Regions from separate parts of the Mus musculus genome. Here region 2 is linked to region 1. The links are chromatin loops, found by intact Hi-C in ENCODE. Cell type or tissue: gastrocnemius. All regions are shown on one strand. Links, peaks and the distances in the headings refer to the core of each region. The heading gives the core; the rest is flanking DNA.

Evidence for each region. Hi-C counts contacts between places; a loop is a spot of excess contacts. Peaks named below come from ENCODE experiments on the same cell type or tissue, not always from the same donor. Only the 100,000 strongest peaks of a DNase experiment are listed, where the experiment ranks them.
Region 2: a loop joins it to region 1, with 2.3 times the contacts of the local background. A loop is called at or near these places in 15 of 42 quality-filtered maps.

The regions. Positions count from the first base shown.
Region 1 is chr3:135,724,431-135,728,820 of GRCm38, forward strand. No RefSeq gene overlaps it. Among named protein-coding and RNA genes, the nearest start is that of Nfkb1, 35 kb to the left of the region's middle. In gastrocnemius, for the core only: no CTCF peak of the experiment used is centred there; DNase peaks (open chromatin) are centred at 1,763 and 3,505.
Region 2 is chr3:135,629,664-135,634,053 of GRCm38, forward strand. The region is part of intron 6 of Nfkb1 (nuclear factor of kappa light polypeptide gene enhancer in B cells 1, p105); the gene reads right to left. Among named protein-coding and RNA genes, the nearest start is that of Gm46827, 23 kb to the left of the region's middle. In gastrocnemius, for the core only: a CTCF peak has its summit at 1,598; DNase peaks (open chromatin) are centred at 1,270 and 1,618.

The sequences.
Region 1 (4,390 bases), core at 199-4,198:
AGAGTTCCGGGGTACTGGTTAGTTCATAATGTTGTTGCACCTACAAGGTTGCAGATCTCTTTAGCTCCTTGGGTACTTTCTCTAGCTCCTCCATTGGGGGCCCTGTGATCCATCCAATAACTGACTGTGAGCATCCACTTATGTGTTTGCTAGGCCCCAGCCTAGTCTCACAAGAGACGGCTATATCAGGGTCCATGCAACAAACGCTTGCTAGTGTATGCAATGGTGTCATCGTTTGGAGGCTAATTATGGGATGGATCCCTGGATATGGCAGTCTCTAGATGGCCCATCCTTTTGTCTCAGCTCCAAACTTTGTCTCTGTAACTCCTTCCATGGGTGATTGTTTCCAATTCTAAGAACAGGGACGCTAAAACAGCTCCTGTTCTGGCACAAGGCACGTGACCTTAGAGTTTACCCTTATTGGCTCTCCTCTCTCGTCCTGACACTCGAACAGGGCAACTCATGCACCATTTGACTGTTTTCCTTAGGAAAGGAAGTTGGCAGAGAGTGTCACACAAGTGTCTCAGCACCGGGACTGGGAAGTAGGCATGGGGAGCAATGGCAAGAGTCAGGTGGATCTTTGTGAGCTGAAGATCAGCCTGGTCTACATAGCAAATTTTGGGCTAGCTAGGGGTACACAGACCCAGTCCCAGAAAAGCAGTGACCCCCATGCTTCTCTCTTATTTCTTGATCTTGGCTGTGAATCTCCAGACTTGAATATATAACCTGAAGTAACCCCAGAAGCCAGAACAGTGGGAAGGACCGCGGGAGAAGTGAGGACAGAGTTCTCCAGAGGGAAGAATGGAATGTGGGTGCTATTGAGGGGACTAGGACAATGAGGGGACTTTACCTGGGGAAGGGGAGAGACAGCAACAAAGAGGAGCAGGAGGCATAAGAGATAAACAATAAGGATGTTTGAAAAGTCACAGGAAGCCACTATTTAAAAATCTTATTTAAACAGTATTTTATGTACCACATAGGGTGATAACACTTCCCCCAAGAAACATATATTATTTAACCAAAACCTTAGTGCCCAGCGTAGGTTAAAATGTCCCTTTGAGTTGTGGGTCAGGTGAGACTCTGAAAGGAAAATAGACTATTGGCATTGCCCTGGTTTGTCTTCTTAGAAGTTGTAGCTATGTCCCTATTGTTCAAGTTAGGTACTTCAAAGTCTCTCCTTTAGGACTAGCTCTCATCAATGTCCAAAAATGCCCCACCAAACAAGCTAGAAGCTGAGGACCAGCGTCTGAAATTTTCCTCTGCCTTCTATGTGTGTTGTGGTATACACGCACCTGAGCTCACATGCACATGTGTGAGCATGAACATTCATAAATATATATGATAAAAGGCCTAGATATAAGCTCACTGGTAGAATGCTTGTTTACCTGTCATGTACGAAGATGAGCCGTCCATCCCTAGTACCACAGCAAGCCAATGACTTTGAAATGGCACGCTGGGATTGATAGCCAAACAATGGTCGATGTTTGTACAATACTAAGCTATGTGCCTTAGGTGCTGCGCCTAAGAGGCTGGAGCAACTGCAGAGCTCATCTCTCATGGAATGCTCCTGTCCTTTCGGCAGTGGTGGCAGCACAGCAGGGAACGAAACAGCAGCTGATCACAGTCTCACAGAGGTGTGGCCCCTTCTCTCCATGGGAGGGTGCATTGGAGAACCACACGCATGCGCGCAGACGGTCCGCGTGGCACGTTAATGAAGAGCTGATCTTGCAAGTGACGTACGGTTGGCACACTTGGGCTTTGTTAAGCTGTGGTGAAGCCATGCTCTCAGAATGCGGGAGTGCGGTCCATGGCCTCCTTGTCCCCTGCTGACTTGTAGGCTGGTGCTGTCATTTGTCCTTTGTCTCCAGGGAGCAACTAGACCAGACCAAAGATTGCCACTGTAGGCCAAGTGCAGTCAGTTCCCAGGCCCGAGGGGTCGGTGGTGAATAGGCCAGCCAGCTCAGGCCGGGACATTCATTCCAGGCAGTTTTTCACTGTGATGAGACCACAGCCAAAATATTAGTGCTTAGTGACAGACTCCGTGGTTTTGCCTTGCTTTTGGCTTGGTCCATACTTCACTCTGCAACTGGATCATGAGTATTTCATGGTTTTTAAAAATAAAAAGGAAAAGAGGCAGCCCCACACCAGTAAACTTCTTGCACGGGGGAGTAATTCATACCAGGTGCTTTATGTCACCATCATCATCATCACCACCACCATCATCATCATCATCTTGTAAATCCTCTTCAGCAGCCAACAGCTTATCTCTGGTCCTTAGTGTTTTAACAACAGCTCACTGACATAAGTCCTATCACTTAACCACAAGCTCCAGTATACCATGGAGAGGGGCGGAGCCATTCAGTCTCCTGTGAGACTCTCCACACTGGAGGAACAGGGGCCTCTATTTCCTAAGTCCTGTGGCCCAGTTACCTTGTCAGACTCCTGTCTCTAGTTTTACCAGTTGTGACCAGGGGACCGTGACTACTTGGTAGAAACTTCTAGGGGTCTGGTGTCATAGTTCCGAGGGGAAGATTTGGGGAATAGTGGGTGCTGGAATGACACCCCAGTCTTAGTTGGAGTCCCTCCAATGCAGAGTTTGTGGCAGAGACGACGCTGACAGGCTGTATATAGTAGACTCCCAAGCCTGGGAATGGGCCAGTGTACAGTGTAAGCCACCTGCTCTGTGTACAAAGTTTATCAGCTTGGAGTCAGGAGCGCAGACCCAACAGGAAAAGAATGAAAGGAAACAGAAGTATCTTTCTGCAGGAGAGGGCAGGGGAGGGGAGGGGAGGGAAGGGGAAGGGAAAGGAGGGGGGGAAGGGAGGGGGGAGGGGAGGGGAGGGGAGGGGAAGGGAAAGGAGGGGGATGCTCACTTCAAATAACACAGTAAGAAGTGAGCCTAGCTTCGCCAGAGTCTTCCACTACAGCCTGGGAACACATGAAGTGCAGATGACCAGAGCGTCGTTGAGAGAGGTCAGGCCCACCTGGTGCCTGCGCACGAGCCCTGTGTTGGCCCGAGCCCTCTCACTGTCCCTGCTTCTCCAGTCCTGGCTGCAGGAGCCAGTTCCGCACTTATGCTTCAGCTGCTTCAAGTCACGCTTAGTCATTTCAGCCCAAAAGACTTTTAACTGCTACAGTGCTACGGCCACTAAGGTTACCTCATCTCTGGCCCTGAGAGTGTCCTGCCACGAGCTTTCATCTTGGGGTAAGGACCCATGTATCTTACTAGTGATTGTCCCCGACACCTGGGATAACACCAGGTACCTTAGAGAAATTCAATACACAGAGGCTTCAAGGAATACATTTCTGGCATTTATTTGACGTTGGTGATGGTTGCCGCTGTCAATGTCACAGGATCCGGAATCACCTAGACATGTGCCTCAGGGATCACCCTGGATCCATCAGTCTCTGCCTGAGATTTTGAGAGGCCGCTGAAATTATGTTTGTTGAGATGGGGAGGCCCACTCATGGTGGGTGGCATCATGCCATGGGTCTGGATCCTGGATGCTATATAAAGGAGAAAGCTGGCTGGACACCAGCGTTGGTCCCTGTTTGCTTCCTGACTGCGGCCACACAGGACCAGCGGCCTCAGCTCCTGCCGTGGTCCCTTGGCCACCGTGATGGAGTCTATGTACCCTTGAACTGTGAGGCCAGAATGAACCCTTCTTATATCAAGTTGATTTCGTGCGAACATTTATCACGCAATTAAAAGCAGCTAATTAAAACATCCTGATATTGATCCTTTCTAGCCTCAGGGATGATTTCTTCAATTCGGACCGGGGTTTAGGTGTAGCTCCGCCCTACCGCGTTTGCCTAGCAGGGAGCCGTGGGTCCTGGTATTTGAACTCAGGTTGTCAGGCTTGGCATTAAGCACCCTTACCAGCTGAAGCCCTCTCACCAGCCTCTGCTGCGTTTCATCCACAAGAACAGAATCCCTACCCAAATTGTAAGAACAGTGATGAGCAAAATGCCGGCGTGCTGATATCCTGTCCTGTTCTGTTGAGCAGTGGCGGAGAATTTTATTGGTTAGAAATTATCGCATAAACCGCTTACCCCCGCAACGGGCATTATCCCCGATCGTCGGGAAGCTTTCTGAAAGAGGGTTGAGTAAAGTCAGGAGAGTCACCCTTTTTGCCTAAGCCAAGTTTGCCCCACTTTTCCAGCCTTCCTTGCACGTGGCTTGTTGAATGAGCATTTAAAGCAAATGTATGAGATCGCAAAATTATACAGCCTGCCAAGCTTCCTGGGATAATTACCGTTGTCAAGAAGCTTGTAGAAGTAGACATTCTTCCTTAGAACCAAAGATTCAAAAAAAAAAAAAAAAACCAGAAGCGCAATGAAGCCACGGGGGCCACGGGAGCCACGGGAGCCACGGGAAGTTTGAAACCAA
Region 2 (4,390 bases), core at 69-4,068, 95 kb before region 1:
AGATGCTCCCTCACTTAGAGGATGTCTAATAGGTCCATTTGAAGCAAGTGGCTGGAAGATACTTGGCCCACATCAATTCCAAGGGGAAGGTTTTTCTTTTTTCCTACATTGCAGTGTTTTGTTAGTTTTCTACAAATACATTTATTTTCTTTCTTTTGCTATGTTTTATTTTTCTACAAAATACTATGTTATTCTAGTGTCAGCTGCCCTTCTTGGGGACAATCAGACTTCCTTGGCCTTCCCTGATGAAGGAAAACTCTTCTAGAATTCTGGGTCCATGGGTCAGAGCTCCTTTTAGAATAAGAACTACAAGTCATGGGCTCAGGTATAGCCCTCTTAGTCAGCCACGTACTTTTTTTTTTTTTTTTTTTTTTTAACCTCAGATAGCCCTGACCTACTGTGGAAAAGCATTTGCTGTTTCTTCAAAGGGGTAACAAGAGATGAGTGGCCTAGAACTTCCTCAGCATCACAGTTTCAAAAGCCAGGCTGCTCTCTGGGTGAATTCGGCTAACGTACTCTGACAGAAAGCAGAAGCAGCATAAATGTAAGACATCATACCTAAAATCATTCTTTTCTGCTGATTTTTCTTTCGAACATCCTCAGGGTTCTAACAGGGCCTGGCTCTGCTTGTGAACCCAACCTTGCTCTTTACCACAGCAGGTCATGGTTAGGTTAAGATCTCTCAAAGCCAGGCTCAAATCCCCCAGCTGTCGTGGAGTGACGTGTGTCAGCTTCTCCACCTTCAAAAATCAAATTAATGACGAAGTATCACCGGACTGTTTTAAGATTAAAGGAGTTAAGACAACACTTGGTTCCTGATGATATCAACAATCTCAGAAAATTGTTTCTTATCTAGCCCATTATTTCACTGAGTACTAAAGTTTACCAGTTTAGTTTGTTACGCCCCTTTCTAAGAGCCCCACACTGTAGAAGGTCAGAGAGTGGGGGCTACACCTCGTTCAGAACAAGCCCAATTTCTTTCTCTCACGGAATTAAACAGTGGGACTGACGCTAACTGGATAACTTCAACAATACAGGTAAAACCTAACTGGAGAACTCATCAAACAGAATGTCTAATAACAGTGTCTGGCACGGTTGGGAAGTGAGAGAAAGCTTCCGTGTGTTTAACTCATGCGGACTGAGATTTGAAGGCAGAGTTGAGCTGAGTAAGCAAGGAGCAAGTGGAGGATGAGGCAGCTTGGCAGGCGTTCTCTGCGGGCGGGTAGAGCGCATGCTCGAAAGGCATTCTCAGCAGGTCGAGCGCAGTCATGCTCGCAGGGTGCTCAGTGCTCTCGAGCCCTCATCCTGCTCATTAACAGCGCACAGGAGGAGTTCCTTCAAGCAGCTGCACCAATAGCCCGTGTCTCTTGTGTTTCCCACCTTCCTCACAATGTCAGCCCATCATGGCTCCACGACTGTGCCCTTTTCGAGAATGACTGGAGGACATAGGGTAGGAAAGTGATATGTGACTGGCTAGTAAGCGTTAAATAACGCCTTACTTCGCATGCTTGTTCATTTCCCAGAGCACGTGCTCATCTAAGTCTATGTGCATATTCTGTCTCTACAGCCGAGGAGGGAGAAATCCCCACAATAGCCATGTGGGGTCAGTAGTGGCACCCCATATCACCGGGGAAAGAACCAGCCCTTTGCAAGCTCAAGTAACATGCACCACCTGGTTCCAATGGTTTGGGGTAAGGTGGTGGTGCCCTGAACTCGGGGTCTGCCACTGCCTCCCCAAAGTCTATTCACATTTCCACGGCACCATGTCAACACTCGGCTCGGTTATTTTTCTCTCTCTAACTGGCTTTAATGCGCCATGGCTGTAATCACCGATCTGAGCACAGGTACAGCTACAGAGACTCCTGCTTGTTTGTTGGCACTGGTGAGGCATATTGTGAGAAAGGCCTCATGCTAGGTGTGAAAAGGAGGAGCAAGAGTCCCCTTGTCATCCTGAAAGTCTTTTCCATTTAAAGAAAAAAAAAAGGCTACTTGCTTACTCTTCTTGAGTCAAGTCAAATTATAAAGAAGGAGGGAGGGAGGGAGGGAGGGAGGGAGAGAGACGAAATAGTATATTGGTTTAATAATGTATGTCCTCTCAAGGATGACAGGGAGTCAGTTTACTGTTCTTTATTATTTATTTGTGCAACCAGGAAGCACAGATCAAGCCTGCTAAACGGGATTATAGCTAATGGCATAGGAAGGACTCATGACACTGGTCTCGTCTTGCTAAGACAGGGATGCTGAGTTGATCTAATCCAGGATCAAACCCCAGCCCTGCCATCTTACACGAACCAATGACCTCTGATCCTCGTGCTTCATGGCTAATTTGCTGGCAGCTCACTGGGACTCCTGCATGCTGTCTGGCACTACGGAGCCTTTTGTCCTTCCCTCTTATCTATGGAGAACATCTGGGCTTTCTGATGACCCTGAGATAGGCAGGGTTGGCACTAGTAGTACCCTAACTTGCAGATAAGAAGGCAAGTTTAGACAGCCTGAGCAAGTGATGTAAGCTTTGGAGAGACAGCCAAGATGCAGAACACTGTGGAGTTCACTCTTAGCCCTCTGAATATTGGTGTGGGAATGCAAAGCAGGGACAGGATACATGAAAACCTCTTTGATTCACCACTATTGCTGGCACACTTGGACCTTCACCAGGGTTCATGGATTTGCACTGTTCCTGACACTCCCTACTAGTGTGATCAACATCTCAAGAGTCAGGCTGCAACTACAATGGCAAACCACCACTCAGATAGGAGGGTTTCATATAGAGCAGGCAAGTAAAACCTCTATCTGCCTACACCCCTGCCCTGAAAGAGGGTAACACCTCTAACTGCCCACACCTCTGCTCTGAAAGAAGGTAATACCTCTACCTGCAGACATCCTGCTCTGAAAGAGGGTAACACCTCACTCTTGCCTTGCTCTCTTGCCTCTCCCTCTTGCTCCCCTTCTCTCCCCATTCCCTTCTCCTCTCTCTCCACATGGTCATGGCCAGCAACTACTTCTCTACTCTCTCCCTCTCTCTGCCTTTCTCTGACTCCACTACCCTCTTAACTCCCCTCCCCAGGCCCTGAATAAACTCTAGTCTATACACACACACACACACACACACACACACACACACACACACAAAGAGAAGAGAGAAGAGAAAAGAGAAGAGAAGAGAAGAGAAGAGAAGAGAAGAGAAGAGAAGAGAAGAGAAGAGAGAAACACCTCTACCTGCATGTACCCCTGTTCTGAAAGTTTCACCTCATCAGCCTTGATGCAGGGCTTCCTTGTTTTCTTTTTGGTTTCCTTTTAATTTTCAAACTTATCACATGCATCATAAATATCTAGAGGTCAAGCGCCCCTCAGTACCTCAGGTACAATTGGGTCTCAATGCTTTGGTGACATGTGACAAATCCTCACCTTTGTGTGGGGGCTTAATACTCCATGATTCCATAAGAGCATAGGAATGTGGCTTGTCATTTATAGGATGGTGTTAGAAATATTCCCTCTGCCAGCCCTTTGCCAGGCAGGTACACGTCTAGGTAGAAGGTGAAGTGTGAAGGGGTGCTCCCTGGGCTGGGTCCTCTTTATTACCTTTCTCTTTTCACTGTTCTATTTGCCTTTTCAGTTCTTCTTTTGAAAAAAATTAGAAAATAAATAAAATCAAGCCAGATCTTCAAACGAAGCCCCAAATAACCACTTCTCAGGCTACTCCCTGGCTCCCTGCCTGCCTCCTCAGAACCTGTTCTGAGTGAGTTTTGTTCAAGTCAGGACATGCTAAGTCATCATTCCTCAGTTCAAAATTCCAAAAATGAAAACACTTGGAACTGGGTGATTAGCACAGGGGCTCAACACACAGTTGTGTGAATACATGACAATTTCCCATGTTAATTGAGTGATTAGCACAAGGGCCTCAACACACAGATCTGGGAATACATGGTTACAATTTCCCATGTTAAAGAACAGAAGTAAATAAAACATTTTAATGTCTCTATTCTTAAAAAGCCTCGACAGCGGCTGAGGGAGCCTCGGGGGTTTTGGGGGAGTGGGGTCCTGATTCAACCTTGATTCTTGTATTTCCAATGCATCTATAGTAGACCCTGCTGTTCCAGAACTTGCCAAGAGGGCTCCCACCAGAGAGCTTTTGGACTTGCGTGCTTAGCTGGGACATTGTTCCAGGATGTCTGCTGTCTTCTGTCCAGCTCCAGTCTGTGCACAGCTCTCTTCTCAGACAAGTGTTTTTCGAATCTTCCTCCACCTAAGCTCCGACCACCCCATCTTCTGCTCTCTGCCCTGCTTCATCTTTTCTCTGTATGTTAATAACTGTTAAGTATGTAACATGTCCCCTGTATCAATAATGTCCTATCTTCTATGTGAGAATGGAAGGACTATAAGAACAGAAGCG